Linked DNA regions of Homo sapiens: region 2 is linked to region 1. Evidence: chromatin contacts called from ENCODE Hi-C data. All regions are on one chromosome and are shown on one strand. Each heading gives the region's core, a stretch centred on a gene start or an enhancer-like site at or near the end of the contact. The rest is flanking DNA. Distances are from core to core; before and after follow the strand shown. Region 1 holds the start of SMCP (sperm mitochondria associated cysteine rich protein). Region 2 holds the start of SPRR4 (small proline rich protein 4).

Evidence for each region. Hi-C counts contacts between places; a loop is a spot of excess contacts on that map. Pooled maps may share reads with other maps.
Region 2: a loop to region 1 is called in a pooled map, with 2.8 times the contacts of the local background. The contact joins the promoter of SPRR4 here to the promoter of SMCP in region 1. A Hi-C loop is called at or near these places in 1 of 168 maps with a recorded cell type or tissue (HepG2) and 3 of 50 pooled maps.

The regions. Positions count from the first base shown.
Region 1 is chr1:152,876,680-152,880,130 of GRCh38, forward strand. SMCP (sperm mitochondria associated cysteine rich protein) reads left to right here and starts at 1,643. Exons shown (of 2, transcript NM_030663.3): 1 at 1,643-1,767.
Region 2 is chr1:152,968,706-152,972,156 of GRCh38, forward strand. SPRR4 (small proline rich protein 4) reads left to right here and starts at 1,943. Exons shown (of 2, transcript NM_173080.3): 1 at 1,943-1,989; 2 at 3,166-3,451. The coding sequence starts at 3,186. The coding sequence ends at 3,425.

The DNA of each region.
Region 1 (3,451 bases), core at 393-2,892:
TCATAGATTTGTTGGCCATTTCCACCTCTCTCTCTCACTCTACCTCTCTCTCCCTCTCCGTACTCTTCCTAGAAAGAACTTAATTCTTATAGATTAAGGCTTTGGTCCCAACTACAATGTTAGAGACTTTGGGAGATGTGAATAAGAGTAGACATTTTACTGAGAATAAATTTTAGAGATAACTATAAGCATGAAGACCTGAAGAAGACAAGTAAAAGAGAAATACTTGAATAGGCTATTATAGAATGAAAAGCACAATTCACATACTTCCCAAGAGTGCTACCCTTTGGCCGAGGTGGTTCTGTCCTGGACTTCAGACTTTAAAGAGTCCTTCTCTGGCTCTCCTCCAGCCATGACCCACCCCCATAGGATGATTCAATAGGTCCAGGGTACAGGCCCAGAGCTGCTGTCTCTCTCACTCCAGCTATCCAGGACCCCAGAAATCTCTGTCAACTGGCCCTGAGATCACCTTTATGTGTCTATCCTCTTGAAGACTCAAACAGCCAATACTGTGCTCACTTCTAGGTCTCAATGACCAAGAGAGGGGCAGTTTGAGAGATCCATGTATGAAAAGAACATGGACGGTATGGACTAGGATATTTACACTCATGCACGCCCGAGGTCCCTCGTGACACAAGATGAAGCCAGGGAGTAGGAAGAGAACCAGGGGTGAACCACAGGGGTCAGAAGCCTCTGTTTGTGCTCTTGCCTGGTGTCCTACAAATGTTTATGGCAGGCATGCTTCCCAGAAGAACAGAATTTCCTAGTCACTGTCCTCAAAGAGGCCATGCTACAGGAAGAAAAGGAAAGAGTAAACATAATGAAATGCTTCTCTCTTATCATTATTTTAGTCAATTCACTATTCAATTGATTCAGTTTCAGAATCTTTTATGTGCCAATTGCTCAGCCAGACACTGGGAATATCAAAGTGAATAAAATAGGGTCCTGGCCCCTAAGGCATCCCAGTTTCTCCCCTGTTTAAAACCTTTCAGTGGTTCCCATTGTCCTCAGGATAAAGTCCAAACTCTTTTTCTTATGGCATAAAGGTCCTCACCAACACAGCCTTACCTACCTAGGTAGGTGAATCTCCCCCTTCTCCTTACTCCCCACTCTGCTCCAGCCACACTGAGCTTTTCCACCAAATAGCCTATACTTTCACATTTCTGGATCTGAAAATGTCCTCCCAGACACACCCCTATGTCCAACTTCCTATTTCCAATTTCCAAGTCTCAGCTTAAATATCACTCCCTCCAGGAAGCATATCTGACCCCCAAACCTGACCCCTGTGCTTATCCTACCATCATTATTATCACATGGTATTGTTGGCTATTGACTTGCCTCCATATTGAATTAGATCTTTGAGAATGGGAACTACATCCCATTGAGCTACACTTCACTTTTTAGGACAGAGCCTGGTAGATAGGAGACAATCAATACAGATTTGTGTTTTAGGTTATTGCATGCTTATGGGTTAGCTAGGGAGCTTTCTTTTTATCTTTCAGGAAAGAAACCAAAGAGACAGACTCTCCAGCAGGCAGGGGGCGCCAGTGAGTGAGCTAGGCATAGAGTCTTGTGGAGAGAATTATGGTGTCATAGAGGCTTAGAATCTTGGCATTAGCAGGGAAGGGAACCCATCTGGTTCAGAAGGCTTTGGCTTCTGATAGTCATGGACTCACTAGGCTGCTGAGGAAGATCAATAATACCTACTGGAATCAGTCATGAGAAGTCAAGCATGGAAATTGTGAATTGTGTGTGTGGCCAGACCAGGTAACACAGAGAAACATTGTCTTTTGGGTCCTCTCTCCATGGCTTTTTCATGTGTTCATTAGTTCATTACGTATTTACCTACTGAGACCCATGCAATGCCATTCAGTGTGTTGGATGAGAGGATTCCAGGATTCATCCTATCTTTCAGGAAAAAGCTCCTGCTTCTATTTAAGAGGAAGACATGGGAGCCACTGGGGGTGGGGATAGTGAGAATGCCTGTGTTTATGGAACTAACAGACCACAAAAGTGAGACAATTGGGAAAATAATAACCACTATAAAAATGTAATGGGAAGTACAGGGGATCCAAGAAAGCCTTTCAGGGAGATGGAGGTTTTGGGTTAAGGAAGTTTTCCTCGAGGAGTGATGTGTAAGCAGAGACTTCAGGTTTGAACGATATTCAGTGAGCATGTGGGGACAGAGACCCAGGAAGGGTGGTTTAAGCTGGGAAAGAGCACATTCAAAGACCTGGAAAGAGGTGAGAAAATTCAGCAGGTGTCTGCTCTGAGCCAGTCTGGTGCCTGAGGGAACAGTGTTTGGACATGAGGCTGGGCCTGTGGGCAGAGGGAGAAGGTGCCTTGCCAGAGCCCTCCTGGTGGTTTGGGCTCTGTATCAATCCTCTCTGAATAGAGCAATAAGAGCTAGGAAGATGGCCCTGGCCTTGCACCACAAGTGTTTGACATGATTAGGCAGATTTCCTGAGGCAGGCTGTGCACAGCATGGTTGGGAAGGAAGGGAAATGGAGCTTGGAGAGAATATTTATTTATTTGTTTGTTTCTTTTTATTTATTTATTGAGATGGAGTCTCACTCTGTCACCCAGGCTGGAGTGCAGTGGTGAGGTCTCGGCTCACTGTAACTTCTACCTCCCGGATTCAAGTGATTCTCCTGCCTCAGCTTCCCAAGTAGCTGGTATTACAGGTGCACGCCACCACACCCAGCTAATTTTTGTATTTTCAGTAGAGATGGAGTTTTGCCATGTTGGCCAGGCTGGTCTCAAACTCCTGACCTCAAGTGATTCACCCGTCCCAGCCTCCCAAAGCGCTGGGACAACAGGTGTGAGCCATTGTGCCCGGCCAAGGAGAGAATCTTAAGAAGAAACTCTTGCAGGAGGCAGAGGGGTCCAGGAGGCAGGTTTGTTGGACAGGAGCCAGGGTTCTGAAAGTGGAGGATATAGATACTATTCACCAGGCAGAAGGAAGACAGTGGAGACAGCACTGGCTCAGAGGGGCAGGACCTGCATCCATGGGGGTGAGGTTGCAGAAGGACTTGATGTTGCCCTCCCTATGCTACAGTCAACAAGACTGGTTTCCAACCTGCTGTCCTTCTCTGATATTGCACAACCTCCACATTCAGGACCTATTCCCAGGATCTCACTATGGGGGACATGCTTGGAGTGGGGACATTGGTGGGACTGGTGAGGCAAGCCCCTGGACCTGGGCTCCAGGTGCCTCTGATGCCTCTGCACCTCTGATCACTGGAATGAGAATTGCTTCTGTAGAAACAGCTCAGTCTGGACTTGTAAAGATGGACACTAACAAACTGGACTTCCAAGTGGTGATGAGACTCTGCACTTTGGTCAATTCAGGGCACTGACCTTCAGAGTAGAGAAAGGTAAACCAGAGACAAAAGACAGAAAGGTAGAGACAGAATGAAGACCAGAGAATGATAGAGAGGCAGAGAGGAAA
Region 2 (3,451 bases), core at 693-3,192, 92 kb after region 1:
CAGGAGTCCTTTATTAATAAAATAAAAGGGCAATGATGAAATTGGGAAAAATAGGAGTAAAATTCATTGCAGTAAACCCACATGGGTGACTGGGACATGAGGGATGGAGCTGCCCATCTGTTCACAGGCAATACACACATACCAGTGCCTTCAAGGCACCAGGTATATGAAAAGCCTTGGTCTATGTCCATGCAAATCTGTCTTGCTGCGTAGTTTCCTTGTGGAGAGTTCATATCAGCAAGAGCACAGAGGACTGGGGGTATGTGGAAGTGAGGGCTGCAGGTGGAGATGGTGTTCTTCTTGGAGGTGGAATGCAGAACCAGAATCTGGAACCCAGAATATTACATTCTTAGTGTTGCTAGGCTTGGGAAGAGGAAGTGGGGGAGGTCTGGCCTGGAGGGGAAAATTAAGGGGCTGATTAAAGTGAGGCTGACCCTGAAAAATGAACAGTATTCCATCCACATAAGACAGAAAGCTCAGGAGACGTTATTAGTCATGGTCCCCACCCAATGACAGTGACTTGTCCACCATGGAGATGCTGACTGCGGTGATGGAGTGGAAATGAGCCCCAGGCCAGGCACCCACCCAGCTCCACCCTGAGCAGCTGCATGTGGTTGAGCAGGTCCTTTAACTTCTTTGGGCCAGCCTCTTTAAATTGTCAGTAAAATTGTCATGAGGATTAAATGAGGTGAGGGATTTGAAAAATGCTTTGGAAAGTACATTAAGGTATTCCTATCATTTCTCAGGCCATCCTACCCCTTCCTCTGGTGATGGCAGTGGTGAGCCCTTGCATGGCCTCTTGTTGGGCAGCATCCTGAGGTCGATCTTTGGGGTAGAGGGCTAGAGGTGGACCAGCTTCCCAGAGGCCCTGCCTTTCTCCATCCCAGGGCCTAGGAGGCTAAATGGAGGACCAGGGCTCCTTCCTGCCACCTAGATAAGGCCCTGAGTAGGATTGCTGTATTTAGCAAATAAAAATAGAGCCTGCCCAGTGAAATTTGAATTTCATATGAACTACAAGTAATTTTTGAGTATGTTTCCTGCAATATTTGGAATATACTTATACTTTTAAAATATTCTGTTATCTGAGATTCAAATTTAACTGAATGTCCTGTATTTTATGTGGCAAGTCTACCACAGGGGCCAATTCTATCCCATGTTCTGTAACCACCACGAATACTCCTCAGCACCCCAACTCCCAATGGGCAGATGGGGACAGCACCGCCGTGTGCTGGGGCACCATTCACATCATCTTCTACCTGTGCCCCAGAGAAGCCTCACAGAACACTTCGTGAACTGTCCCCCTGGAATAGGAAGGACACTTGCACTGTGTATTGAGGAAGGGGGATGAGTGGTACCTGGGGCTAGGCATTGAATCATCCAGATCTGAATTCAAATCCCATCTCTGCTGTTTAATCTTTCTCAGCCTCACTTTTTTCATCTGCAAAATGGTAACAACGACACTTTCCCTAGAGGGGCCATGAAGATGAAATGAAATAATAAGCATGACGGATGGTCCTGGTGCTAGCCTCACAGTGAGTGCTCAAGAAATGGCAGCAATTTGCAGAAAAAGGGATGTTCACATTTTTGTCAGAATTGCCCCAAACCCCATCCTCTCCCTCTTCCTCTTTTTTCTTCAATATTTCTTATAACTGTCTGTCTGCAAACAGCTCCTTCAATTTGTACTATATTTAAAAGATCTTGAATCCCTGAGTTTGAGCAAACACCTTTGGTGGGTTAAATCAGCTCAGGTGCAGAGACTTGGAATGCTGAAAATATATGGTGGGTGGCTTTCATCAAAACAGGTCAGCAAAGCAAGTCCCTGAAGGAAGTGCAGGTGGGAGAAGTGGGTGAGGAATTCCCTGGGAGGTGGTAATCAGGACCACACCAAGTGCCCAGGGCAGGTTGGGGGCCCTATAAAGGCTCCTGGAGTGGCTCTGCCTGTGGACAAGGGCTCAGCCTCCTCTCCTGGGGTCCAGCTTGTCGCCTCTGGTAAGTGAGAACTCATCTGTTCTCCTGGGATTTGTGGGGCGCTTTCCTTCTCCTTTAACTCCTTTGAGCCGCTAGGCCAAGATCCTCTTCCATCCTTGGGTAATCAGGGAAGTGACACAAGTCTTCTGACAATTGCGGAAATGGCACACTAATCGGTACTTAGAAAGTTTAATCTCCATTCCGCACCATTGCTCAGTATGACTTATTTTCTGATCATGGGTTTGACTCCCCAGAAAGAAGATTTTTATTGTTGAAGAAGGAGATATTTAGAGCTACAGGATTTTGTAGCAATTCCGAGCCCTGTTTAAAGGTTTCTCACACCCTATTCTGCATTTTGCTTACCAGTAAGCTTTAAACTTTTCTTCCAGGTGTATGCAAACAGGTATATTGAACATTTTATTCAATCCTATGCAGCTCTCATGCTTCCCTATTCTGATTGCCACCTCTTTACTTCCTGAGGCCTGCACTTCCCATCTATAATCATTAACTTAGACCATAAGGAACACTGCCTACAAAGATAGCCAGAGACCCTCATCAGAGCTGGGAAGGCTTCAGGGAACTTCCTGACCAGCATCCTTCTAATAAGGGTGCTGAGACCCACAGAAGGAAGGTTGCCCATGAAGTTAATGGCAGGATGGACCTAGAACCAATGTCTGAGCCTTCTTGGCTAGCGCTCTTTCCTTTGAACATCCTCCTGTCATCCTTTGGCTCCAGTGATCTATTTGGCTGGCCCTCAAGCTTCCCAGTTCTTTGTAGAGGGCTGGAACCACTATCCTGTAGCCACATAGGACTTGCCTTAGTCTCCCATGGTGAGTCAGGGGTGGAGCAGGGATTAGAGATCAGGCCTCTGCATTCTTATACACCCCTTCTCCAGCCCGATCTCTCACACACACACACACACACACACACACACACACACTCACACACACACCATGATGCTTACCTGTAAGACAGAGACTGTTTTTGTCCTCTCCTCATGCCCCTACATCCTTGCCCATTCTCATTGTCTGCATTATCAAAGGGAGCCAGTTGACATTGTCCAGATCTGTCAGCTAAGATGGCATGCTTTGACCTTGTAAAATGTCTGGGCTACTTTTTAACCATCTTTTTAAAAAGGGTGTTAAAAGGCTACTTTTTAACACCCTTCTCATGGTGTCCCTGCCCGGTTTCCTTTAGGCTCACCTGTTCCTAGAGCAATGTCTTCCCAGCAGCAGCAGCGGCAGCAGCAGCAGTGCCCACCCCAGAGGGCCCAGCAGCAGCAAGTGAAGCAGCCTTGTCAGCCACCCCCTGTTAAATGTCAAGAGACATGTGCACCCAAAACCAAGGATCCATGTGCTCCCCAGGTCAAGAAGCAATGCCCACCGAAAGGCACCATCATTCCAGCCCAGCAGAAGTGTCCCTCAGCCCAGCAAGCCTCCAAGAGCAAACAGAAGTAAGGATGGACTGGATATTACCATCATCC